Regions from separate parts of the Homo sapiens genome. Here region 2 is linked to region 1. Evidence: chromatin loops called from intact Hi-C (ENCODE). Cell type or tissue: IMR-90. All regions are shown on one strand. Each heading gives the region's core, and the rest is flanking DNA. Links, peaks and the distances in the headings are about the cores only. Region 1 overlaps ST8SIA6 (ST8 alpha-N-acetyl-neuraminide alpha-2,8-sialyltransferase 6). Region 2 overlaps HACD1 (3-hydroxyacyl-CoA dehydratase 1).

Region 1 (5,384 bases), core at 57-5,056:
AATGGCCTATCAGAAATGGCCAGGTATCTTGGATTCATGGAAACACACTTGCTGATGAAAAGAGGACAGCCCTGACTAGCACTTTCTCTTTTTGCCTCTGAGTTTGAGTAGGCAAGAAGTACACAAGAGTCCTTCTATTTGTATGAAGAAAAAGAAACAAGATCATCGTGTTTATTGTCAGAGCATTTTGAGACATTGTTTTGACTTCATTTTAAGCCCTGTTAACTTTTAGTCTTATCTCTAGCAGATTTCCTCACTAAAGTGAGTGACCAAATCTCCCTCAATGCCCATTTCTTTAAATGCTATCGCATAAAACCTGGAACATGTATTCCATAGGTTGCTTTGATGATAAGCAGATAATATGTGCCAAGCACCCAGCTGGGTGTGTCCTGGTGCAGCCGCCATCGGCCCTTCCCCTCCCCTCCCCACACTCTGGCCCTCCTTAGTTGTCTTGCTGATGGCTTCCTGTCTGTAGAGCACATTACAAACCCTAATACTTTCATTCATTCACTGATGTAGCAAATGCTTATTTTTATTTGATATATGACCCTCCATAAATGCTGGAGATACAAAAATGATGGGTAGTCCCTGCTGTTGCATTGTTCTCAATCTACCCTAGAAGTGGGCAAATAAAGTCAGTCGACACTGGCGTCATACTGACCTATGTGGAGAAACACACAGGGAGAAAGTTACAGAGAGGAGAGGCCGTTGGAAGGGCTTCCCGAGGAAAGCAGCCGCTGAGCTGTGTCTCCAGGGAGGAGCTAAGCAGCCGGCTAGGTAGAAGAGGAGGCGGCCAAGCAGAAGGAACAGCAAGTAAAAGGGCGCAGAGGCCAGACAGAAGAATGTGTCTGAATTGATAGAAAAGGGGACAGGAAGGTGAAGAGCAGTGCCAAGAAGCAGAGGACAGCCACAGAGCTGGCATCGTGTGATGCGGAAGGCATGGTCAAATTCGAGGAAGCAAGTAATACAAGGATAGATGCCTGTTGGCTATGTTGCCGACCATCTCGGCAGAAAGCCTGCTGGGAGAACAGTAGGTGGGGCAGAAGTCAGTCCATGATAACCTGAGATATGAATGGGGGTTGAACGCTGTCAACATGTTATGTGGCTTTTGTGGCCTGAGCTGCACCGCCACACCCCCTTCCTGTTGTGTGTGGGGATTCATGATGATATTAGTAGCACATACAGTAAGCGGGATCTGGGGCTTCATTTAACATCTTGTGTTTCGTTCTGTAGTGCCCCCTCCTCCTGTTGGTTTATATCTAGTATTAGTAGATATATCTCTTTAAAACTTGGTTTCATATTTTGGACTACATCAATTACCCTTACAATTTATGATCGCTTATTCATTTATACTGCCAGTTTTTCACTTTAGGGATATAATAGATCATCACCACGACTAACCCCACCACCAGCACCCCCACATACTCCTCAGTACTTTTTCTACCTTTTATTTCTATTTTTCTTTTCTGTTTTCGAGGCAGGGTGTCACTCTGTTGCCCAGGCTGGAGTGCAGTGGCATGAATTCAGCTTTTCTTTTACTTGCTGTTCCTTCTGCTTGGCCGCCTCTTCCTCCACCTGGATGGTTGCTTAGCTCGTCCCCGGAGACACAGCTCAGCGGCTGCTTTTCTCGGGAAGCCCTTCCAACTGCCTCTCCTCCCTTTCACTTTCTCCCTGTGTGTTTCTCCCTGTGTGCCCATGAAATCTTCAACTCCCACCTCCCGGGCTCAGGTGATCCTGTCACCTCACCCTCCTGAGAATACCTGGGACTACAGGTGCATGCCACCGTGCTCAGCTAATTTTTGTATCTTGTGTAGAGATGGGGTCTCACTATGTTGCCCAGGCTGGTCTTGAACTCCTAGGCTCAAGCGATCTGACCGCCTCAGCCTCCCAGAGTGTCAGGATTACAGGCGTGAGCCACAATGCCTGGCCTTACTTTTTCAACTTCTATTTGTACTTCACGTTTTACCATTTGGAGCTTCATTTAGCATCTGGTACCTTCTTCTATAGCATCTCTTCTCTTCCAAATATTTATATTCTTTGTTAAAATTTTTTTATTTCAATAGTTTTTGGGGTACAAGTGTTTTTTTGTTACATGGATGAATTGTACAGTGGTGAATTCTGAGATTTTAGTGCACCCATCGCCGGAGCAGTGTACATTGTACCTATGTGTAGTTTTTTGATCCCTAGCCCTCCTCCCATCTTCCCCTTTCTGAGTCTCTAAAGACCATTATATGCACCCTGTATGCCTCTGCATACTCATAGCTTAGCTCCCATTTATAAGTGAGGATATACAGTTTTTGATTTTCTACTCCTGTGTTACTTCATTAAGAATAATGGCCGCCAGCTCCATCCAGGTTGCTGCAAAAGACATTATTTTGTTTCTTCTTATGGCTGGGTAGTATTCCATGGTGTATATACACCACATCTTCTTTATCAACTCATTGGATGGGCACTTACGTCAGTTCCACATCTTTGCAATTGTGAATTGTGCTACTATAAACGTGTGTGCATGTGTATTTTTCATATAGATTTCTTTTCCTTTGGCTAGATACCTGATAGTGGGATTGCTGGATTGAATGGTAGATCCACTTTTAGTGGAATCTTCACGCTGTTTTCCATAAAAGCTGTACTAATTTGCATTCCCACCAGCAGTGTCTAAGTGTTCCCTTTTCCCCATCCTCGCCAACATCTGTTGTTTTTGACTTTTTAATAATGTCCATTTTTTTTGCCAGAGTAAGGTGGTATCTCACTGTGGTTTTAATTTGCATTTCCCTGATGATTAGTGGTGTCAAGCATTTTTTCCTATGTTTGTTGGCCATTTGTATATCTTCTTTTGAGAACTGTCTATTCATGTCCTTTGCTCACTTTTTGATGGGATTATTTTTCTCTTGCTGATTTGTTTGAGTTCCTCGTAGATTCTGGATTCTAGCCCTTTGACAGATGCATAGTTTGCAAATATTTTCTCCCATTCTGTGGGTTGTCTATTTGCTCTGCTGATTATTCCTTTTATGTTCTTATTAAGGTTACGTGAAAGACTTGCTCAGTGTGATCTGGGGCTCCCTCTTGTGGCAGACAGTGGCCCAAAGCCATTCCCAAACCCCTTTCCTTTCCCTGCCTTCAATACACAGGCACCAAGCGAGACATTTATATTTCTAGACTTCCAGAAGCCAAGGCTGAGCATGTGACACTTATGGCTAAAAAGATTTAGGCAGAAATCTTTGAGTAGGGATTTCCTTTTCAACTACAAAGGCAAAGCCTCATTAGGAAGAAGCCCTTTGCTCTCGTCCTTTTTTCTCTTCTCAACTGTGATGCAGACTGCCCCAAGGGCTGCCACCTTTGGCCGACATGAGGATGAGAACTAGCCGCTGAGGATGGCTGGAAGTCACCTGAGGATCAGGTAGCTCCCACCCCGAGATGGAGGGTAAGGGAAAGAAAGTCAGGGCAGGTCTTTTGAACCACATTTGTAACATTTATATAAAAGAAATTTCTTCACAGTGCTGTTTTAAAAGTATTTTAAGCACATCATTTCAAAGTGTGACCGGAATAATGATATACCAATTTGAAAGCAGTTATTTTAGTGAATAAAAGTTTCGTTTTAAGGGGGGGGAAAGGGTGTGACTGTAATATAGATTTATTTGGATTTCTGAAAAATATAGCCCGCCTGGGCTATGGTAGAAAAAGCATAAACTGTTAGAACAACAACGCAGAGCCCGCTGGAAAAACAAGGAAAGAATTCAGAAAGCCAGCGTGAGATCCTCTCTGTCCTAAAAACAACCCTGCGGGAAGGCGTCCTGGGTTCAAGTCCCAAGTTGTATACTTACTAACTGTGTGACCTTAGGCAAATCACTGCAATTTCTCTGTGCCTCATGGTCTTCGTTTGGAAAAAAAAAAAAAAAAAGGAATTTGCCCAACAAATAGTCAGTTTCTACTATATGCCATTATTATTCCAGGCACAACAGTAAATGAAACAGACAAACATCTCTGTCCACATGGAGCTCGCTGCCTAGTAGGAGGAGATAGATAAGAACAAGTACTGTGAAATATATGTGGTGTCATATGGTGAAAAGTGGTACAGGAAAAAATAGGGCAAAGAAAGAGGAAGCGGAAAGTAGGGATAGGAGTGGAGGCTGAAGGGAGAGACAGCCGGAAGCCGGAAGCCGAAAACCGGAAGCAAGAAGTAGACTAGGTGGGTATCTGGGGGATGCTCATGAAAGACCCTTAGTCCAGGAAGAGAACACTGTTGGAGACAAGGCGCCAGAGCATACTATGTTCTAGAAATAACTGGAAGTTCCATGCAGCTGGAACACAGTGAGCAAGTAGAATTGAAAGAGATGAAGTCAGAGAAGCAGTGGGGACCAGATTTTTTAATGACTCACCAGCCTCGGAAAGGACTTCAGCTTTCACTGAGTGAACTGAGGAGTCACTGGAGGAGAGGACAGGATGGAGTTTGTATTTAAAAGGACCACTTAGTGTGCTGTTTTGAGAATAGATTCTGGAAGGGGACACTAGTTCTGAGGCAATTACAACAATCCGGGCAGACAGGAGGAGAAGGTCCTTTTCCACCCCACGCATTTGCCGTGATGTAATGCGTACGAATGTGAATTTCAAGAGACTACCTGCGTTTATGATACATTATTATTGCCAGTTTATGACCTTTATGCTAAAAACATGCTAGCAGGAAAAAATATAGCCAACAAATGCAGTTGCATATGAGTTCACAGACAATGATAAACACACTTTTCAGCTTTTCAAAGAGTTGACACCAAATTGGTGTCTGATTTAGATCCTGCTTAATGGCTCAAGGAAACAGATGAGTGAGACCTGTTAAAGCAAACTAAATATGGCCTGAGGACTCCGTACTTCTATATTTGGGTCCTTGTGGACGAACTGTAACCTAGCTTAATAGTCAGACAAGATTGAAAAGCTAACTTAGAAGTATGTGCCTATAACAATAGCTGAGTTTTGGCCAATCCCAGCGGCCATACTTCAACGACTCATAGACTGCTAAGTGTTCAAACTGTGTTCAAATAAGACAAACGCCAACCTGTAACCAACCCAGCTGTTTCTGTACCTCACTGCCAATTTCTATGTGTCACTTCCTTATTTATTTATTTATTTATTTGTCTATAAATTCACTCTGACAATGAGGCATCCCTGGAGTCTCTCTGAATCTGCCGTGATTCTGGGAGCTGCCCAATTCATGAATCGTTTGTTGCTCAATTAAACTCCTTTAAATTTAATTTGGCTGAAGTTTCTCTATTAACAGACCAATGACAGGTCACATCCCAACTTCTCTGGCTTCTTTATATGACTCAGGAACATTTTAAATCTGGGGGAAAAAAAATAACCTGTACCTTTCCTCAACAGGACAATAACACATTTTT
Region 2 (5,384 bases), core at 282-5,281, 170 kb after region 1:
TCAAATTAATCTGTATTTTATTTAATCATTTTGTTGGCATTAGGAAATATCTATAAAGAAAAGTCAAAGTTGTCAGTATTGAAGAAGCTTGGAGACAAATTAAAAATTGCATTATTCCTGTATGTCAAGGATATGCGAAGATAAGAGATGGGGAGAAGGGCAGAATTATTTGCCAAAATAGATGAGCTATTCAAGAAAGAAGAATGATTCCTTCACTGTACCTGTTAATCCCTTCTTGGCCTTGGAGAAACTCCCTGCTTTCTTACCAGTTTTGGGTAGTTATTTGTGTATCATTTAAATCAATCTTTCCCTATTCCTCAATTTATTAAATCCCATAACTGGACATTTTATATACCTGTCTCAGTAAAATACCCAAACTGATTAAGTTGCAATTTTTACTTTATGTGGTTTTCAAAAGATTTTTTTTTTTTTTGGCAGGATTGTTCTTCAATAGAAGAAAAAATTAACACTCCTACAATAAGCTAGTTGAAAGTCTTAAGGGCAATGAAAATTTCTAATGAAATGGGAACAAATTATATAATTTGACTTTACTTGCACTTCAAAAAGATTGCATGTTACTACTTCTCTAAGTTCTGAGGGCAGTATGGGAGATTTAACTATGGATAGACCACATTAAAAAAAAAGATACAATGCTTCTTTGAAGGTTCCCAATTACTATCTAAAATTTTTTTGAAGGGAGTGCATTTTAAATCAATATGAAAAACCTAACTTAATATATACAATTACCTATTCTGAGGACTTTTCCAAGAACACTTATGACACATAAATAGAATCAAAGTATATTCAAACTGTAACAATAGGCCAAACTACTTATAACTAAGAAGCCATTTCTAAAGTGTAGTTTTATTCGAGAATGACAGCTTCAACATCTGAACATAAATACAAATATTATTTTACCTTACTTAATGGAGTTGGGAAACATATTTAGATGGCTGGGATTTTTAAGATCTTTTTGACATGAAACATAATTATTTATGATTATGATCAACTGACAAAGTATTATGTAACATATGATTTCAAAGCTGAAAGACTGTATAACTTGTTTAACATTAAGGCAATGGATAAACACTTTCTTCTTTTGAGACAGAGTCACGCTGTGTCACCAAGCTGGAGTGCAGTGGTGTGATCTCAGATCACTGCAACCTCCACCTCCTAGTTCAAGCAATTCTCCTGCCTCGGCCTCCCAAGTAGCTGGGATTACAGGCACATGTGGCTAATTTTTTAATTTTTTAGTAGAGATGGGGTTTCACCATGTTGGCCAGGCTGATCTGGAACTCCTGACCTCAAGTGATCCGCCCACCTTGGCCTCCCAAAGTGTTGGGATTACAGGCATGAGCCACCACGCCCAGCCTGCAATGGATAAACACTTTCTAAACAGCAAATTTAAACATACGATGGCAGAGTTTTTATCTTTTCCAGACACTCAAGACATGCAAATGCATTCCAAAAGACAGACACACAAAGCCATCAAGTCTAATGTGCCAACCTCAGGAAAATATGCAATGTACATTCTGCTATCCTCTTCAGACAAATTTTGTAAATTCAGCACATGAAAAGAGACTATATGGTAAGTTAGTATTTTCAAAGGTGCCAGAGGTCCAGAACATTGTCATGCGAAATGATATTGATGTGTTCTAGGATTAGAGTCCAGCTACATTCAAAACTGCCAACCTTTAAAAAGCTCAGTCACTAAAGGTAAACACATTTTCATGTACAGTAAGATTAAAACCAACCAAATCCATATAAATGGTAGTACAACCTTCTTATGACAGACAAGACACTTAAGCTCAAATTATAATTTCAAAGTATCTCATCATATACAAAGTGGTAAGCCGCAAGTGTCTAAAAAAGAGCTAGAGAATATTAAAAAGTCACAAAGAGTATATAACATGGCCAGGCGCAGTGGCTCACACCTGTAATCCTAGCACTTAGGGAGGCCGAGGTGGGTGGATCACTTGAGCTCAGGTGTTCGAGACCAGCCTGGGCAACATGGTAAAACCCCATCTCTACAAAAAATACAAAAATTAGCCAGGTGTGGTGGCCTGCACCTGTACTCCCAGCTACTTGGGAGGCTGAGGCAGGAGAATCGCTTGAGCCCAGGTGGTGGATATTGAAGTGAGCCGAGATCGTGCCACTATCCTCCAGCCTGGGTGACAGAATGAGACCCTGTCTCAAAAAAAAAAAAAAAAAAAAGAGAAAAAAACCCATAAAACACAATTAACAGTGGTTATCCTTGGTTAGAGAGATTATAAGTAATTTAAAAGTGGTTTTCCTTCTTTTTGGTTTATATATTCTCATTTATTATATTTGAACATGTATAATACTTGGGATTAAAAAATAGTAATTGACCAGGCATGGTGGCTCACACCTATAATCCCAGCATTTATCACCACCTGACATATCACATATTATTAGTTTATGTTTTGTCTTCATCATAAGACAGAGAATTTGTTTTGTTCATACCTACATCTCAGGCATGCAGTAGGCACACACCATTTGTCATTGTTATTGCTACCATAAAGTACAATACAAAGAATAAAATGAACAAGTCTATACTGATTTGTGACTTGTTCTCCAAAGAGCAGTTTTGCTTTTATAATAACTTTCTAAAACGTCAATTGCTCAAAGAATTCAAACTTCAAGAAGAACAGATATCTTTTCCTTTAAAAACTGTTGCTTTAGGATATATTTGGAGCCCTTCAAATATAAATTTTATCCACATTCCAAATAATACAATTTTAAGTAAGTGTGACTTTTAAAAATGTCTCTGCAACTTAAAGCAAAGAAAAAAACCAATCGCATTGTGTAAATGGTATAAATTGTGGCTGCTAGATTGACTATTAAAATAATTTACATCACAGACAAAAAAAAAACATATTTTTGGTACTGCTTATGTAAGCTAATTCCAAAAATGTATATTGTGCTTTCCAAAAAAAAATGAATGACTAATTCTGAGGTTAAGGATACCACAATTTGTCTCACATTGATTTCACTCAAAATATTTATTAATACGATTCCTCTCTCATCATTAAGCTTTTAGAATACAAATCATAACTTGTATAATTATTAGTTATACCAGTTATACCTCCTATAACAGCATTCTGGCATCGTGGGGCTGAAACACGAATTTTAATTCTCTGGCGTTAGCACACAAAATAAGCATGCACAGGACAAGGAGAAACTAAACTGCAAGATATCGCCACCTGGCCCATTTAATGAAGTATGGCAAGTGGTCAAGAAGGCTGAATGTGTAGAAGGAATAGCGAGTGATCTCTGTCACAGTCCACGCGACCAGAAAAAGCACCACACTCTCTTCATTCTGGATCTGCAGAATTACAGAGAAACCCAGTGTCATTCAACCTAGAACTTACTTTTCAGTGAAGGTACTTACTTTACTTATTTATTGCCTTTTATTTATAATGGAATGTTAGGGTTAGGCAAATGCAATATAGAAAACTTAATGCAGTCACCATTAACATAATTAATTATAAACGTGGAACTTAAACGTATCTTATGCACAGGAATAGTTGAGCATAGACTCGTTTTTCTTCCCTCGTCCTTCACTTCAGGAAATAACGCTATCATCAGAGGACAATGTTACCTTGCTGAAACCAAAATCTGACCCTCCTACTTCTAGTAATCATTGAATCACACCTGTTCTACTGTAGGACCAACGCTTGAATTGCTCACTCATCTTTGGCCCTTTTACTACTATTTTAATTCAGGGGTTTATCATCTCTCATCTTGACTACTGTAACTGTTTCCTAAATAGTCTTTCCTCCCTTTATTGTCCTCATGAATGCAAGTTGTCTTTTAAAAAGAAGTCAAAGAAGCAAATACATAAAAAACAAATTGGAATCAGCTAAGTCCTGTGATTTAAAAGTTTCACTGGTCCCACACTTCTTAACAGAATAAAAGGATGAGCCCTAATACCTGGGCACCATATTCAAGGTTCTTTGCAATCCTTGCTCGGAAATCTCTCCAACTTCATCTACAATTATTCAACCCTTCTACCTACTTCTCTCTCTGGTGACACTAGATGTTGTTATTTCCAGAATATGCTCTGAACTTGTGCAATTTAACACATGCTATTCACTCTCACTGGAATGTTACTCTCTTATTCCATAAAAAATCTTTTCCTATCTTTCAAGATTCAGCTAAAACATCTCGCCCTCTAGAAAACTGACTCCAACCCTCTCCTCTCACCCTGAGCAGTTATTTGCTCACCACCTTTATTTATTTATTTATTTAGCTTATTTATTTATTTATGTGAGACGGAGTCTTGCTGTGTCACCCGGGCTGGAGTGCAGTGGCATGATCTCGGCTCACTGCAACCTCCACGTCCTAGGTTCAAATGAGTCTCATGCCTCAGCCTCCGGAGTAGCTGGGATTACATGCCCTGCTAATTTTTGTATTTTTAGTAGAGACGGGGTTTCACCGTGTTGGCCAGGCTGGTCTCGAATTCCTGATCTCATGTAATCTGCTTGCCTCAGCCTCCCAAAGTGCTAGGATTACAGGCATGAGCCACCATGCCCAGCCCAGCACCCTTCTTCTACTGTACTTTGTTCATATCTGTGTTGTGGCATTTGCCAATCTGTACTAAGAGTTGTCTGGCTAACTCTTGTACATGTCAGCATTCAACATCTGTATCCCTCCTTAAGGGAAGCCTTCTTGCACTCCCTACGTCAGACTAAGTCCTTAGGTATACTGCAACGCATACCGAGCTCTTGCTTCAAAGCACTTAACACGTATATGATTAAATATTTGTTTAGCTTCTCTCCCAAGTATAGGCTCCACCAGGCGAGAACCATGTTTGTTTTATCAACAGCCATATCCCAGCACACTGCCGGGCACAGATGAGGTGCATGATTAGCATTGTGCGTGATTTAACGTTAAGTGTACCCCACTTCCCAACAGCCAGTACACTGGACAGCTGGGATTGCCTTGTTCTTTTTTTTTTTTTTTGAGACAGAATCTCGCTCTGTCACCCAGGCTGGAGTGCAGTGATGCGATCTCAGCTCACTGCAACCTCTGCCTCTTGGGTTCAAGTGATTCTTCTGCCTCAGCCTCCCGAGTAGCTGGGACTACAGGTGCGCACCACCACACCTGGCTAATTTTTGAATTTTTAGTAGAGACAGGGTTTCACCATGTTGGCCAGGCTGGTCTCGAACTCCTGACCTCAAGTGATCCACCTGCCTCAGCCTCCCAAAGTGCTGGGATTATAGGCGTGAGCCACCCCACCCGCCCACCTTATTCATTTCTGTAAATCCAGAAATTTGCACAGCACCAGGTGTAGAGAACGCATTCAATAATATTGGTTGAATTAATTAACGAGTGCTGAATAGGTACCAGTGGGAAACTAT

The links. Hi-C counts contacts between places; a loop is a spot of excess contacts. Peaks named below come from ENCODE experiments on the same cell type or tissue, not always from the same donor. Only the 100,000 strongest peaks of a DNase experiment are listed, where the experiment ranks them.
Region 2: a loop joins it to region 1, with 4 times the contacts of the local background. A loop is called at or near these places in 9 of 110 quality-filtered maps.

The regions. Positions count from the first base shown.
Region 1 is chr10:17,427,856-17,433,239 of GRCh38, forward strand. All of the region lies in intron 2 of ST8SIA6 (ST8 alpha-N-acetyl-neuraminide alpha-2,8-sialyltransferase 6), which reads right to left. Among named protein-coding and RNA genes, the nearest start is that of ST8SIA6, 24 kb to the right of the region's middle. In IMR-90, for the core only: a CTCF peak has its summit at 3,063 (motif pointing left); DNase peaks (open chromatin) are centred at 3,066 and 4,376; H3K27me3 peaks cover 588 bases.
Region 2 is chr10:17,596,066-17,601,449 of GRCh38, forward strand. HACD1 (3-hydroxyacyl-CoA dehydratase 1) reads right to left here. Exons shown (of 7, transcript NM_014241.4): 5 at 3,225-3,346. Among named protein-coding and RNA genes, the nearest start is that of HACD1, 19 kb to the right of the region's middle. In IMR-90, for the core only: a CTCF peak has its summit at 3,228; no DNase peak of the experiment used is centred there.